Linked DNA regions of Homo sapiens: region 2 is linked to region 1. A link is an interaction called in ENCODE POLR2A ChIA-PET data of the cell type or tissue named here. Cell type or tissue: GM12878. All regions are shown on one strand. Links, peaks and the distances in the headings refer to the core of each region. The heading gives the core; the rest is flanking DNA. Region 1 overlaps CRISPLD2 (cysteine rich secretory protein LCCL domain containing 2). Region 2 overlaps LOC105371378 (a long non-coding RNA gene).

Evidence for each region. Peaks named below come from ENCODE experiments on the same cell type or tissue, not always from the same donor. Only the 100,000 strongest peaks of a DNase experiment are listed, where the experiment ranks them.
Region 2: POLR2A ChIA-PET joins it to region 1 with 8 read pairs; 4 of 35 experiments call an interaction of 5 or more read pairs at or near these places.

What each region holds. Positions count from the first base shown.
Region 1 is chr16:84,889,790-84,897,789 of GRCh38, reverse strand. The region is part of intron 14 of CRISPLD2 (cysteine rich secretory protein LCCL domain containing 2); the gene reads right to left. Among named protein-coding and RNA genes, the nearest start is that of LINC02176, 34 kb to the left of the region's middle. In GM12878, for the core only: no CTCF peak of the experiment used is centred there; a DNase peak (open chromatin) is centred at 3,759.
Region 2 is chr16:84,798,759-84,807,732 of GRCh38, reverse strand. It overlaps LOC105371378 (a long non-coding RNA gene), which reads right to left. Exons shown (of 3, transcript XR_001752293.2): 3 at 7,471-7,721. Among named protein-coding and RNA genes, the nearest start is that of CRISPLD2, 17 kb to the left of the region's middle. RefSeq lists enhancers at 562-1,138, 1,139-1,717, 2,885-3,385 and a silencer at 978-1,177. In GM12878, for the core only: no CTCF peak of the experiment used is centred there; a DNase peak (open chromatin) is centred at 1,362.

The DNA.
Region 1 (8,000 bases), core at 1-8,000:
CAAAAATTAGCCGGGCCTGGCAGTGGGTGCCTGTAATCCCAGCTACTTGGGAGGCTGAGGCATGAGAATCACTTGAACCTGCGGGGCAGAGGTTGCAATGAGCCGAGGTCAAGCCGCTGCACTCCAGCCTGGGCAAAACAGCGAAACTCTGAAACTCCGTCTCAAACAAACAAACAAACAACAAAAAAAGGCGTGTTTATATGTAAACACAGAAGAAACCTGAAAGAAAATACACTGGAATGTTTACAGAGGTTGTTTCTGGGTATGGGAAGTTGAGTGCTATGAAGATCTTAAAATTATTTTCACTATATTGTTGAGGTTTCTCTAGTCTTTTTGAGACACGGTCTTGCTCTGTCACCGAGGCTAGAGTGCAGTGGTGCAATCTCCACTCACTGTAGCCTCCTCCACCTCCTGGGTTCAATCAATTCTCCTACCTCAGCCTCCCAAGTACCTGGGACTACAGGTGCATGCCACCATGCCCGGCTTTTTTTTTTTTTTTTGTATTTTTAGTAGAGATGGGATTACACCCTGTTGGTCAAGCTGGTCTTGAACTCCTGGCCTCATGTGATCCTCCCACCTCAGCCTCCCAATGTACCTGGATTACAGGCATGAGCCGCCGCACCCGGCCTAGAAAGGCCCTTTAAAGGCCAGAGTAAAGGGGCAGGAACAATCCAGGGACTCTCTGAAGAGCTCCCCAGAAGCACGGGGCTCCCTCCTAGAGGCCAGCCAGGGACAGGCACGTGGGGCTGCATCCCCCTCAATTGCCTTGAAAGTGACCTGAGGAGGAAGAGCTTGCCTTTTGGCATCACCCAACACACAGACGGGATTAAGGAGGGTGGACGGCCGGTTCTGGTTCCAGAGGCAGACAGGGAAGCTGCCCTGTGGAGTCCTGAAGCCAGCACTAAAAGGACGGCAGAAGAGGAACCCCTGAGTGCTTAGTCTTCTGGCTTTTAAAAAGTGTAATTTATTTTTAATTATTAAGAAATATCATTTATATGTATATAACTGTCTCTATATGTATGAGTGTACATACATGACTGTGGACACAGATGCTCCCTGACTTACGGTGGGTCGCGTCCTGATAAACCCATCGGAAGTCAGAAGTCCACATCGGAAATGCACTGAATACACCTCGCCTCCATCACAGCTCAGCCTCGCCTACCTTCCGTGTGCTCAGGACACTGACCTTAGCCCACAGCTGAGCAAAATCACCTAACACAGGCCTATTTTACAAGGAAGTTAGTATAAAGAATTTTCAATCAAAATGCAAAATTTGAAGTATGGTTTTTGCTGAATACATATGGCTCTCACACCATTATAAAGTTGAAAAGTCATAAGTTGAACGATCTTAAGTGTCTAAGACTGTCTGTATATGTGTATGTGTCTGTGTGTGTGTGTCTCTCTCTATATATAGTCTTTTTTTTTAAAGGATTCCAATCCTGGCTGGGCACGGTGGCTCACACCTGTACTCCCAGCACTTTGGGAGGCTGAGGTGGGCGGATCACTTGAGGTCACGAATTCGAGACCAGCCTGGCCAACATGGTGAAATCCCATCTCTACTAAACATATATATATATGAAAAAAATTAGCCAGGTGTGGTGGCGGGTGCCTGTAATCCCAGCTACCTGGGAGGCTGAGGCAGGATAATCACTGAACCCAGGAGGCAGAGGTTGCAGTGAGTGGAGATCGCGCCACTGCATCCCAGCCTGGGCAACAGAGGGAGACTCCATCTCCAAAAAAAAAAAAAAAGGATTCCAATCTTGTTCTCCCAGAGTCTCACCCCTCTATTGATCCCTCAGGAAAATTTCAAAGTTAGACAGGTACAGGTTTAGCTCTCATCTTTAGGACCTTGGGCTGGTTAACCCTTTTCTCTGAGCCTCAGTTTCCCCATCTGTAAACTGGGTTCCTCAAAGTGCCCACTCCTTAGGGACACTGTAAAAAGTCCATGAGCCTCTCCAGGGAGGTACCTGGGCCAGAGGCGAGCATCCAGCAGGTGCTCAGTAGCCGGGAGCTACAAATGCCATCGCCCCTGCTAGGTTTAAACCTTGCCCTCCCTTCAAAGTGAGAATGTGGGCAACGCAGGCTGGGTATGCACAAGTGGTGAGTGAACTATCCTCACAAAGCCCACACTCTAGGGAACTGTCAAACCTCTTCATCTCATTTGATGAAATATATCATTATTCTTAGGGGGGAAAAGTTTCAGACTAGCACGTATAATACAATCTCCGTTTTGATTTGTATGTGAGTTTTATGTGCACGGGGGAAAAACAGGTCAAGAAAAGTTATAAATCAGCAGTTAACTGAGGTTAACAGGGCACCTGTTGGGACTCTTACTTTTTGCTCTCTGGATGTATTATTTAAATAATAAGTATGTATTTCTTGTATCGTAAAGACAGGAACAAGTATATCTTGGCATTCAAGGGTCTCCCTGGCCCCTTCTTGGGAAGGGTCTGTGCCCCAAGTTCAGTGGCCTGTCCAGGCTGAGGAAGTCATGAGTGCTGCTTAAAAGCATGGATTCTGGTACAGGCGGCCTAGGTTTGAGTCCCAGCTCTGCCCCTGGTAGGCTGGGTGACCTTGGGCAAGTCGTTTAACCTCTCTGTGCTTCCCTTCCTTTACTGATAAAATAGGGATAATGACGGTTCCTACTTTGCAGGGCTGTTGGGGAATGAGATGTGCTAACGTGTGCAGAGCTGGTGGAAGTTTGGAATACGAGTGGAGGAGGGGAACCTGCCTGTCTGCTATCAGCAGCTCCTCTGCAGAGCACAGAGAACCTCATGTCCCAGCCTCGGGGCAGCCTGGCTTGGGGGAGAGTGCAGGGCTCCTTAGATCTGGAAATGATAGCTTAGTATCTTCTGTTTCTCAGGATTTCTAGACCCATAGCGAGATCTTCAGTCACCTGACCCTTGAGATTCTCGGTGCTGAGTTGTCTAATACAGTAGCCACCAGCCGTGGGTACTCACTGAGACCCAAAATGGGCTCGTCCAAATGGAGATGTGCCTAAGGGTGAAACACACACCAGATCTCCAAGACCTTATACCCAAAAAAGAATGTAAATTTCTTATTTCTAATAATAATTTTCTATTGATTACATACTGAAATAATATGGATATATTGGGATAAGTAAAATGCATCCTAAAATTTCCCTTCCATTACTTCTTCCTTTGGCTTCTAGAAACTTTAGAATCCCATGTGTGCTCACATCATATCTCTGCTGCACTTGCCACAGCAGACCACACCCCTATGAGGACAGGGATTTTTCTCTCTTCTGTTCCCGGCAGTGTCCCCAGTCCCTAGCGCAGGGGCTGCCCATGAGTGTTAGGTGAATGAATTTGCGATTCAGATGGCTGTGCACCCATATATACCTTTGTATAAAGGTGACATTTTAAAAAATCAAGTGGCCAAGAATGCTCACTGTCATTGTTTATATATTTCCCAATCTCTTGCAAAATCTGTGTTAAAAAATGGTTCTGGTCTAAGAAAAATTCTGAACTGACATTCACCCAGATGTCCGGCATTTCCCCAAGAATATTCAGACACCTTCGTCCCAGTATTGAAAGCTCTTCCTGATGTCTTTTCTTTCCTTTGATACCCAGGTGGGCAGGGGTGAGAGAGCAGGTGCTAGTCTCTTATGTTGCCTCATTTCTGCATGGCTGCCTTTCAAAACGTCCAGGAAGTCCTCTTCTAGAGGAGGATCATTGCTAAACCAAAACCACTGTGAAGCAGAACTGACCTTCGGCCCCGTGTGCTGAGAATCCTGTTTGGGGGTTTTGGTGGTTTGTGTGATTGAAGGATTCCCTACATTTAAAGTACAGTTTGCTGTGAACTGGTCACAGTATATACAACATCTACGTCTCCCTTGGGACTGCCTGTGACCGCCCCCTCGCCAAGGGCTTACCAGCCGTCAGGGACAGAGCCACCCTCTGACTCCAGGCTGGGTTTCCACAGCCCCTATTGGGAATAAGCTCCTGGGAAATTTCCCAGCCTCTGCTTTGTGCAGAGATGGTGGCTGAGATCCCACCTAAATAAGGAAAGGACAGGGCATGGCCACACCCAGGTGTCTCTGCAGGGTTCTCTTGGGAGCCATGTCCCCAAGGAGTCCCCTCTGGACAGTAAGACTAGCCCTCTTGATGCCTCCCTGAACTGTCCCTCCACAACAGTGACCCCCTGGGCCCTGCTGCTGGCATTGTCATTTCTGCACTGTGTCCTCTCACTAGATGGCAAATCCCATGACGGCAGAGGTCTGCTGTTGTGCTCCCTGTGGGATCCTGGGTGCCAGGGACATCGTCAGCGCTCCCTAAGTGTATGATGCCTGCATGGAGTGAGCGTTGGAAGGATGGAAGCAAGGATGAAAGAATGAATTCCTGGAAGATCCCTGACCCCTCATCCTGAGAGATAAGTCATGTAGGCCATTTCTTAGGATCCAGCCACCTGACCCTATGAGAAAAGAACCATGGCATCTTTTGAAGTTGTGGCAACAGGTGCCCCTGGGTTTCATGTCATGCTTACTGTGAGCCGCTAGCCGAGGGCTGGACACACACCTCTCACATAATTCTCATGGCAACCCATTAGAGAGAGGAGCTGCCAAGGCCCAGGGAGACTGCCCAAGGTGACCCTGCTGGGGACTGGGGGAGCAGTGTCCCCAGTGCAGCGGGCGCCACATACTGTCCCGGCCATCACCCTGTTGGGGGCTCCAGTGCTCACTCCCCTTCTGAGCTGTGAGTTCTAGGGCTCAATCATCTGTGCCCTGGGTCCCAGCACAGGTGCGTGATGAATATTCAGTGAATGAGTGACTTTTTTTTTTTTTTTTTTTTTTTGAGATGGAGTCTCGCTCTGTCACCCAGGCTGGAGTACAGTGGTGGAATCTCGGCTCAGTGCAACCTCCGCCTCCTGGTTTCAAGCGATTCTCCTGCCTCAGCCTCCCGAGTAGCTGGCATTACAGGCGTGCACCACCATGCCCAGCTAATTTCTGTATTTTTAGTAGAGACGGGGCTTCACCATGTTGGTCAGGCTGGTCTCGAACTCCTGACCTCAAGTGATCTGCCCGTCTCGACCTCCCAAAGTGCTGGGATTACAGGTGTGAGCCACCACGCCTGGCTGAATGACTCTTAGTAGCAAAATAATATCAGAATCAAGGGTATAAAATCTTGAAGATGCGGTGTGTTTTTCACACTTATGCACATCTCCAAACGGGCTCAGGATAAGCCCATTTTAGGTCTCAGTGAGCACCCACCGTTGGTGGCTACTGTACTGGACAACTCAGCGCTGAGAATCTCAAGGGTTGGGTCACTGAAAATCCCTCTATGTGTCCAGAAACCCTAAGAAACAGAAACTATTGAGCTGTTATTTCCACATCTAACAGGCTCTGCACTCTCCCCCAGGCCAGGCTGGAGCAAGGGTGGGACGTGTGTGCTGACTGACTTGTGTCAGGTTTGCCAGGTTCGCGTGACTCTTAGAACGGCAGCTGTCACAGTCGAGCATGCAGCACGATGCCCCCGAGGACCTGCTCAGACGCAGGCTGCTGGGCCCCTCCCAGAGATTCCGATTCAGCAGAGCTGGGTGGGGCCGGAGGATGTGCTTTTCCAACAAGCTCTGGGTTGATCTGGACACTGTTGGCCTGGGGACCCCACCTGGAGACCTCCTGCCCTGCCACCACCCCAGGGGGCAGGTAATATTATTCCCCCCTTTATAGGTGAGGAAACTGAGGCACAGAAAAGCTGAACCCAAGCATTATCACAGATGCCAGTCCACAGGACGGAGGAGCAGAGAGTCTGAGGAGCAAGAAAAGCAAAGTCTTAACTCTGGAAATGCTGCAGAAAATCACTAAAATCTTTCTAGAGTACAGAAGGCACCAGTGACATGTGTGCTTGGGAGGGATGCCTGGAAGACACCTACAAAGACAGCGACAGTGGCGATTTGGGTGGGTGTCACAGGAAGAGAGAAAGACCGACAGCCCCCCACACCCTGGGTGATAGTGGGGCGGGTGGGAAAGCTGCTTCGGGGGCCTTCTCTCCATCCCTGCCCTCCCCAGGGGCCTACCAATGGGGCCCCCACAATGAGGTCCCTGTCCCCAGCCCACAGGGCACTGCTGTGATGTTCTCATGAATCAGCCCGACAGGGAACAAATCCCAGCTGGCTGCGCTGCTCAGGAAGACTGTTTTCTCTCAAAGAGGGTACAAAGAGCTCAATAAATTGATGTCCTGGGATTTCTTTCCAGCCCGGCCAGGAAATTCCTCCTAATCAGCTGCTTCATTTCCCTCCCATTAAATCAGTGGAATTTCCCTTCATTAAGCTTTTCCCAATCAAAGGCCGCACGTGCTGAAGGAGAAAACGTGGAAGCTGTCTACTTGGGCTCTTCAGGGCTGCCGATGGCAGAGTCACCGGGCAGGGGTCCCGGGAAGAATGGGCACGATCTGGGTACAAGTGATGCTGTGGCATCTTCACAGACAGGGCAAGCCCGCTGCACAAAGTGCCCAGGAGGCTGGCAGTGGAAGCAGGGGCCGTGTCCCAGGAGGCAGGAAGGCCTGAGCGTCCAGGGGCCCAGGGCAAGTTACAGCCTTGATTTTATTCCTTCTCTAAAGAACGTCCCTCAAATATGAAATCTTCAACATTGCCCTGTTACGAGCTCGCCTGTGGTCCCTCAAAATCCATATGTTAATGTCCTAACCCTCAAGTGCACCTCAGAATGTGACTGTATTTGCAGATCTTTAAAGAGATAATCATGGCGGCCGAGTGCGGTGGCTCACACCTGTGATCCCAGCACTTTGGGAGGCCAAGCCAGGCAGATCACCTGAGGTCAGGAGTTGGAGACCAGCCTGGCCAACAGGGCGAGATCCAATCTCTACTAAAAATACAAAAATTAGCCGGGCATGGTGGTGCATGCCTGTAATCCCAGCTACTTGGGAGGCTGAGTGCCCTTTCTGAATGACACTCAGGAAAGGCCCCACTTAGGAATTTCACTTCTAGGGACTTTGTTTGGTCTTTTTTTCTTTTTTTTGAGACAGAGTTTTGCTCTTGTTGCCCAGGCTGGAGTGCAGTGACACAATCCCGGCTCACTACAGCCTCTACCTCCCGGGTTCAAGTGATTCTCCTGCCTCACCTGACCTCAGGTGATCCACCCACCACTGCTTCCCACAGTGCTGGGATTACAGGCTTGCGTCATCACACCCGGCCCACTTCTAGGGATTTAAGGAAACAGTCACGGTGTGTGCAAGCATTCCTGGAGAAGACTACTTACTAGGGGAGGATCTGCTCCCTGGGATGGAAAGGACTCACACCAGCTACGAAGAGAAACGCGCTACAGTCATTCACAGTCACTACCAATGACTTATGGTCATAGATTTCCATAAAGGTATGGTCTCGAGTGGAAATACGGAGTAATCAACATAACCCTCATTTGCAGAGTGCTTCTTACTGCCACTTCTTTTTTTTTTTGAGATGGAGTCTCACTCTGTCGCCCAGGCTGGAGTGCGGTGGCGCGATCTCAGCTCACTGCAAGCTCCGCCTCCCGGGTTCACGCCATTCTCCTGCCTCAGCCTCCCGGGTAGCTGGGACTACAGGCGTGTGCCACCACGCCTGGCTAATTTTTTGTATTTTTAGTAGAGACGGGGGTTTCATCATGTTAGCCAGGATGGTCTCGATCTCCTGACCTCATGATCTGCCTGCCTCGGCCTCCCAAAGTGCTGGGATTACAGGCGTGAGCCACCACGCCCAGCCACTGCCACTTCTTACTGGCAATAGGTAGGCACCATTTCCGTTCACCTCCCAACAGCCCTGTGGGGCAGGGTTTATGATTATCCCTATTTCACAGATGAGAAAACTGAGGCTCAAGGAAATCAGGTGGCTTACTCGGGGTCACAAAGCTGGTAAGAAACAGGGCCCAGGTCTGTTGGACTCCAGGCTCCCTAATCTTATTTAACTCTATGTAACTATATTACGATGTAGCTTTATATGACTAGTATGTAACTATCATTTGATCCCATTTTTTTGTGGGAAAAAAATGC
Region 2 (8,974 bases), core at 120-8,119, 90 kb after region 1:
AACAGGGGGCTTCAAACAACGCAAACGCATTTTCCCACAGTCCTGGAGGCCAGGAGTCCAAGATCAAGGTGTCGAAGGGGCCATGCTCTTCCCGAAGGGCCTAGGGAGGATCCATCTGCACATGTCTCAGCTTCTGGTGGCCGGCAATGCCTGATGTCCCGTCTGTGGCCATTCCAATCTCCGACTTCCTCTTCACATGGCCACCTTCCCGGTGCATCTGTGTCCAAACTTTCCTCTTCTTATGAAGACATCAGGCACTAGATTAGGGCCCATCCTAGTTGAGTGTGACATCATCTTAATGTGATTACATCTGCAGAGACCCTAGTTCCATATAAGGTCCCATTCTGAGGTCCCAGGTGGACATGGATTTTTGGGAAACGCGATTGGACCCAGCATTCATTGTAACGGGGCCTCTGCAGACGTGATTCTGCTAAGGGTGGTGACATGGGAAGAGCGGCCTGAATTCTCCTGTGGCCCCCACGGAATCACAAGCCTCCCTTGTAAGAGGGAGGCCAGAGGGTCAGCGTCAGAAGAGAAGGTGCTGTGATGATGGAAGCCGAGGTTGGAGTGATGCACTCTGAGGATGGACGAAGGGGCCATGAGCCCAGGAGTACAGGCAGCCTCTAGAAGCTGGAAAAGTCAAGGAGACGATTCTCCCCTGGAGGTTCCAGGAGCAACCAGCCCCGCCCACACCTTGACTTTAGCCCAGTGATGCCGATCTCAGACTTCTGACCTCCAGAACCGTAAGATGGGATACTTAAGCTGTTTCCAGCCGCCAACCTTGTGGTCACTTGTTACCGCAGCCATGGGAAACCAGATGCATCCATGAAGAGCTGTGTCTGTGACACGGCGTCGGCAGGGCTGCAGAACCGGGCTCCTGCGCCGCCCTTCCAGGGGAAACAGCCATGAATGAGCCCTCAGGCAGCCAACTGTTTCCCTGCAGAGCACCCGGGCCCGGCAGGCAGCCGGCTCCCAGACCACACACACTCCGCACAGTCCTGAGTCATCTGGCCTGAAGGTGCTTCCCTAGAGCCTCTTTACCGGAAATGGCCTGCGTTCGACCTGATTATTTTTCTAGCAATCGATGAACACTTCCCAGATGCAAAATTGGATAGCGGCCAGTTCCAGGCTGTGCATGGCCCAGGACGACCAATGCAAGAGCCTCCGGGGGGTTCTCTAGCCCGAGTGGTGTCACTGCATTCCCACTGTCCCCGAGCACCCACGGCATCACCGCCACCATCAGGGGAGCCTGAAGTGCCTGCAGAAGCTCTGGCCAGGCCCAGGGGGTGGACAGGAAGTCCAGTCATCCTCGGCATCCTGTGAACCGCTGCTTCTTGCATTTTTAATCTCGGCGGGTCCCACTTGCGTGTCTGAAAATGCAACTGCCTTATTTTCCCTAACAGGGCAGTTGAGGGGTGGGGTAGTACTTAACCTTGACAACAGGACATCTCTTGGTTTCTTTTTTTTTTTTTCTGAGTCGGAGCCTCACTCTGTCACCCAGACTGGAGTGCAGTGGTGCAATCTCAGCTCACTGCAACCTCCGCCTTCGGGGCTCAAGTGATTCTCCTGCCTCAGCCTCCCCAGTATTTGGGATTACAGGCATGTGCCACCATGCCCGGCTAATTTTTGTATTTTTAGTAGAGACGGGGTTTTATCATGTTGGCCAGACTGGTTTCAAACCCCTGATGTCAAGCGATCTGCCTGCCTCAGACTCCCGAAGTACTGGGATTACAGGCTTGTACCACCATGCCTGGCTAATTTTTGTATTTTTAGTAGAGATGGGGTTTCACCGTGTTGGCCAGGCTGGTTTCAAACTCCTGACCTCAAGTGATCCGCCTGCCTCTGCCTCCCAAAGTGCTGCTTACAGGTGTGAGCCACCATGCTCAGCCTCAGTCTCTCTATATCATCTCTGTTAATTTGCAGTGGTCTCTGCAGCAACTAGCCCACCCATGTGCACTCAGAGCCACTCAGGGCCCTCGCTCTTTCCCTCCTTCCTCTCCTCTCCCCCTAGATGAGTGGGAAGGAAGTTTAGGGACTTCACGGTTTTGCAGAGAGGCAAAGACGGAGCCCACCCACCGATCTTTTTACATGACAGGAGCCGTGATTAATTTCCCGGGGATGTCCTAATAAACTGCTGCAAACTGGGTGGCTAGCAATAGAGATGTGTTCTCTCCCGGTTCCGGAGGCCAGCGGTCTGAAATCAAAGCGTCTGCAGAGTGGAGAGAGGGAAGATCCTTCCTGCCTCTTCCAGCTTCCAGGGGCCCCAGGTGTTCCTTGGCTTGTGGCCGCATCACTCCCATCGCTGCCTCTGTCCTCGCGTAGCCTTCTTCTCTTCTTATACGGACATTCATGGTTGCACTTAGGGCACACATGGTCATCCAGGATGGCCTCATCTCAAGACCTTCTATTGATTACAGCAAAGATACTTTTTCTTTCTTTTTTTTTTTTTTTTTTTGAGACAGAGTCTCACTCTGTTGCCCAGGCTGGAGTGCGGTGGCCTGATCTCGGCTCACTGCAACCTCCGCCTCCCAGGTTCAAGTGATTCTCCTGCCTCAGCCTCCCGAATAGCTGGGACTACGGGCGTGCGCCACCACGCCCAGCTAATTTTTGTATTTTTAGTAGAGGCGGGGTTTCACCATGTTGGCCAGGATGATCTCAATCTCTTGACCTTGTGGTCCACTCACTTCGGCCTCCCAAAGGGCTGGGATTACAGGCGTGAGCCATCGCAGCCAGCCTATTTATTTATTTATTTATTTATTTTAGATGTGGTCTCGCTCCATCACCCAGGTTGGAGTGCGGTGGTGTGATCTCGGGTCACTGCAACCTCCGCCTCCTGGGTTCAAGCGATTCTCGTGCCTCAGCCTCCCGAGTAGCTGGGATTACAAATGTGCACCACCAAGTCCGGCTAACTTTTGTATTTTTAGTAGAGGTGGGGTTTCACCATGTTGGCCAGGCTGATCTCGAACTCCTGACCTCAGATGATTCACCTGTGTCGGCCTCTCAAAGTGCTGGGATTACAGGCATGAACCACCGTGCCCAGCCAGATTCTTTTTCCAAATAAGGTCACATTCACGGGTTCTGGGCATCAGGGCTTGGATATATCATTCTGGGGGCCACCAGTTAACCCACTCCAGCAAGCTTGGACATACCGGGCCACATCGGCCTACAGGGCTTGGGGAGTCACCCAGGCTGGGGCTGCTCCACTGTGCACGAGGGCTGTCCTCCACCTTGCACTGGAGGGAGCTGCCTCGTAACACGTTCGCTCTCAGCCTCCTCCTTAATCTGCCTCCTCCCTTGACTCCAGGGTCCCGACCAGGGGCAGAAGCTCTTTTTCACCTGTCCGCTCACCTTGCTGGAGCTGGGAGGGAGGATTTTCCACCTTCTTATGTTTGGGGTGTTCCTTCCATGAGGCACTGGGTTTTCCATCCCCTCTGGCTGATAATAAGTTTGAAGTTCAATAGGCCTGACCTTTTTTTTTCTTTTAAATTTCTCACTGACTTTGTTGTTTTTTTGTTTTTGTTTTTCTTTTTGTTTTTGTTTTGAGACGGAGTCTCGCTCTGTCACCCAGGCTGGAGTGCAGTGGTGCAATCTTGGCTCACTGCAAGCTCCGCCTCCTGGGTCCACGCCATTCTCCTGCCTCAGCCTCCGGAGTAGCTGGGACTACAGGCGCCCGCCACCATGCCCGGCTAATTTTTTTGTATTTTTAGTAGAGACAGGGTTTCACCGTGTTAGCCAGGATGGTCTCGATCTACTGACCTCATGATCCGCCTGCTTCGGCCTCCCAAAGTGCTGGGATTACAGGCGTGAGCCACCGCGCCTGGCCCTTTTTTCACTGACTTTGTAAAACAATCGTTTTTTTAAAAAAAACTTTTAATTTCCAGGGTACATGTGCAGGATGTGCAGGTTTGTTACTTAGGTAAACGTGTGTCACGAGGGTTTGTTGTACAGACTATTTCGTCACTCAGGTATTAAGCCCAGTATCCATGAGTTCTTCTTCCTGATCCCCTCCCCGCTCCCACCCTCCACCCTCCGACAGGCCCCAGTGGGTGGTGTTCCCTTCTATGCGTCCATGTCTTCTCATCGTTTAACTCCCACTTATCAGTGAGAACGTGCGGTATTTGGTTTTCGGTTCCTGCGTGAGTTTGCCAAGGACCACGGGCCTGACTCTTGATGCAAAAGGGGTGCAAAGGATGTGGGCAACCCCGTTCCCCTCTTCATTCCTTCCCAGGGCTCTGGTCTCACTGAGAACTCTAAAAGCTAAACAAGTTGCTTTCCTGCTGAGGTTCTGCTAAGCTTTCCTAGTCCCCCGAGGCAGGTAGGGGCTCCAGCTGAGGAGGAAAAAGGTCGGCTAGCCAGAAATTCAAATGACGGAAAGACATCCCTGTGTTCTAAGAAATAGGATCCCCTGACGTCCACCGACCTGGGCAATGTCACCAATAGGAGGCCTCAGAAGCACTTTTAACATCAACCTTACAGGGGGTGGGGTTTATACACAAGCACGTGTACCCATTTAAGTGGACAGCTGGATGAGGAACAGATGTCTATACCCGCCCAACTACCACCATGATACAGAATGTTCCCATCACGCCCATCTGCGTCCCACCTCCCCCAGCAACCATGGATCTGCTTTCTGTTGCTTTGCTGTAGACTTGCTTGCCTGTTCAAGAATATTCTGTAACTGGAAGCATACGGCATGGTCGAGGACTCCTTTTTTTTTTTTTTTTTTTTGAGATAGGGTCTCGCCCTGTTACCCAGGCTGGAGTGCAGTGGCGTGATCTCAGCTCACTGCAACTTCCGCCTCCCAGATTCAAGCGATTCTCCTGCCCCAGCCTCCTGAGTAGCTGGGACTACAGGCAAGTGCCACCACGCCCGGCTCATTTTTGTATTTTTAGTAGAGATGGGGTTTCACCATGTTGGTCAGGCTGGTCTCGAACTCCTGACCTCGTGAACCACCCACCTCGGCCTCCCAAAGTGCTGGAATTACAGGCACGAGCCACCACGCCCAGCCAGTCGAGGATTCTTGACTCCTCTCTTCCCTTCCTGCTCCCCTGAAACTCGTCCCACACCTGGTCCACTTGACGCAGGTAGAAGCCACATCAGTCCCTCCTTTCTCCTGCAGCCCATCCGCCATTTTGGTTGGGGGCTCTGGACTCACCCTATGGGGAGGCGCTGTGGCCCAGTGGCCAGCTGCCCACCTCCTGGGTTTGGATCCTAGCCCACCATTTCCTCACTTGAGACGCTGGGCATGTTCCTCAGGCTCTCCAGGGCTCAGCTTTCCTCATCTGGGGAATGGGGCTGAGAACATCAACCTCCGTGCTTCAGGAGCAAACAACAACACTAAAAGTTCTGGCTGGGTGCGGTGGCTCACACCTATAATCCCAGCACTTTGGGAGTCCGAGGCAGGCAGATCATCTGAGGTCAGGAGTTCGAGACCAGCCTGGCCAACATGGTGAAACTCCGTCTCTACTAAAAATACAAAAATTAGCCAGGCGTGGTGGCGCATGCCTGTAATCCCAGCTACTGGGGAGGCTGAGGCAGAAGAATTGCTTGAGCCCCGAAGGCAGAGGTTGCAGTGAGCTGAGATCGCACCACTGCACTCCAGCCTGGGTGACAGAATGAGACTCTGTCTCAAAAAAAAAGAAAAAAGTTAGCATTCCCTGAGGGTGAGCACAGTGAGCTCCCAGCTGGTCAAGCCTGGCCAATGAGGAAAGATTTTTAAATGAATGCAAATATATTTCTTTTTATGCTAAAATTAAAATTAATAATGCCTATTTCTTTTTTTTTTGAGAGGGAGTCTCGCTCTGTCGCCCAGGCTGGAGTGCAGTGGCTCGATCTCGGCTCACTGCAAGCTCCACCTCCCGGGTTCATGCTATTCTCCTGCCTCAGCCTCCCAAGTAGCTGGGACTACAGGCGCCCGTCACCACGCCCGGCTAATTTTTTGTATTTTTTTAGTAGAGACGGGGTTTTACCATGTTAGCCAGGATGGTCTCGATCTCCTGACCTAGTGATCTGCCCACCTCGGCCTCCCAAAGTGCTGGGATTACAGGCGTGAACCACCGCGCCCAGCCAATAATGCCTATTTCACTCGGTTGCTGTGAGGTTCAAATTAGGCATGTAAAATGCCTGGCTGTTTCTTTCTTTTTTTTTTTTTTTAAAGAAAAACCTACACATGTTAATTATTTTAATTGTTCCTCTTCTCTGGTCTCCACTTTGCAGCCAGAATCATTACCTGAAAACCCAAGCCTGACCAGACACTTCCCTGCCCATTAATGACCTTAGTTATCTTCATTACTGGCAACTTTCTGGGTTCATCTCTCTCTACTGCACCCAGCTCCCTGCCCCATACCCTCCCCACCCACCTGCAAGCACATGCACCCCTCTACACATCAGTAGCACTAAGCTTTTTCCTTCTCTCTGAGCCCACAGGGGCCTTTTGTGCCACTGGACCTTTGCACATGCTCTCTCTCCACCTGGGAAACCCCACCTTTCAAGACCCAGCACCGACATCACCTCCTCTGTGAAGGCATGTGGTTGGCAAGGTAGGCAGTTGCTTCTATCTTTTGTCTTCCTTAGCAACATCTTGCTGTCATGCAAATTGCTTTGCTCACCTGTTAAAATAAATGAGGTGAATTGAATTATCGGTTCTGGTTCTCCACTCTGCTGTCTGTTCTACAGCCCAATGGCCTTGGGGTCTACCATGGCCTCGTGGTGGGCAAAGAGTACTTTCCACCTCTTGACTTTGAGCTTAGCCATGTGACTTGCTTTGATTGATGGGCTTCCGCCATGGCCACAAGGAGAAAATGCCCCAGGCAATCCACGGGTCACAGAACAAAGTGTCCAGTAGAATTGGATCCATCCTGTAGCTTGAGCCCAGCATAGATCAGGTGACCCCACCCCACCCCATTTTCCCAGATGATTTGCAGACAGAGAGCAAGAATAAAGCCACAGAGTTACAGGTGGTTTGTTACTCAGCATCACCGTGGCAATAGGTAACTGTGACAATTGTTCCATCTCCTCTTTTACTTCGAGCATCTATAAGCTGGAGACCACGTCTCACTCCCTGGGTATCCCCAGTACCAGCATAAGGCTGATATTTGAAGGGGAAGGAAATTTCAGAGGGCCCTGTGAAATACTGATTGTTAACTTCAGCCAGCAGGGAAAGAGACAGAAACAGGAAATCCAAGCACTGGCAGGCCCTCCCAAAGATAGCTTAGGGGCCAAGATCATAGGCCTGGTAATTGGACAGCACAGGTTGGAATTCCAGCAACTTCCTTCAGTTCACTGAGATGCCACTTCATCAGCCATGGAGGGGAGCTAAGAATCTTGTCAGTCTCACAGTGTTGTTGGGAGGATTAAATGATTGAATGTAGGCAAATCCCTGCATATAGTGTTTGGCACGTTGCCAGTTCCTCGAAGACACTCCATCAAATTGATATTGGAGAGACATGCAAAGTAACCCAAGAACTGTACTTAGCAATGACAAGAACTGGAGAGCATTTATTCATGAAAAGTATCCTCTGGCAAGGGAAGTTTTCGAGCAGAATACACAACTTTAGAGAGAGGGCTTAGCAGGAGCATAAGGAAGGCGAACACACCGTTCCTGACAGAATACTCACCTTCAGGACCTTCCACGACCTTCCATGACCTCATGTCTCCTAAATTTCCAGGATTATCAAGTTTGCTCTTCTGATGATTCAAATCATAGAAACTATAATTGTGAGCTTAGGAAAAAAAAAATACTTAACTTCTGGTCTAGGTTTTATTCTGTTTCCTAATGATAACTGAAGGTAAGTCCAAACATGCAATTTTTTTCCAAACATGCATTTTTCAATTGATCTTTTCCTTAATGAGTCATCTCATGATTGGCCTCATTATTTTAGAAAAATCATCTATTTTATGTATATCCCTAATGAAACTTCAACTTTTTACATATCTGCAAGCAAATAATATAGATAAATTGGAATCAGACAGGCAATGCAACTAATCTAAAAGAAGACAAGAAAATGGGGAGAAAGTAACAAAGAAGAGATAAGACAAATTGAAAATCAAATAGCATGATAGCAGGTTTTAACCCAACTATATTGATTTATGTTAAATGTAAATGTTCTAAACATTCCAACATAATGTAAGGTTGTCAGATTGTATGAAAAAGCAAGGCCCAACGGTATGCTGTCTACAAGAAACCAACTTTAACTACAAAGACATAAATAGGTTAAAAGTAAAGAGATGGAAAAATGTATACCATGCAACATGCTTATACTCACCAAATGAAAGCTGGAGTGGTGATATTAATATTAGACAAAGGAATATTTCCAGGGATAAAGATGGGTTTGTCATAATTACAAAAAGGCCAACTCATCAAGGATATAGAAAATTCCTAAATGTATACATGCCAAATAATACAGCTTTTTTTTTTTTTTGATACGGAGTCTTGCTCTGTCGCCCAGGCTGGAGTGCAGTGGTGCAATCTTGGCTCACTGCAAGCTCCACCTCCCGGGTTCGCACCATTCTCCTGCCTCAGCCTCCCAAGCAGCTGTGACTACAGGCGCCCGCCACCACGCCTGGCTAATTTTTTGTATTTTTAGTAGAGACGGAGTTTCACCCTGTTAGCTAGGATGGTCTCGATCTCCTGACCTTGTGATCCGCCCGCCTCGTGCCTGGCCAGCATTCTATATTATTGATCTATTTATCGACCTCAATACAAGTACCATGCGGTGTTGCTAAGTTTTATAACAATTTTGAAGGGGACTGTAAATCTTCTAACTTCGGTCATGCTTTAAAGTTGTTTCGACTGTGTTTTATTTTTTCATATTTCCATAGGTATTTTAGAATCCACTTAATTTCTACCAGAAAAAAAAAAAAAGCTGCTGGGATTTTGATTGGGATTGCATTGACTCTATAGATCACTCTGGGGAGACCCTCAAATCCTGGCTTGTTGAATACAGTGTATTTATCCGTTTACTTGGGTCTTTCC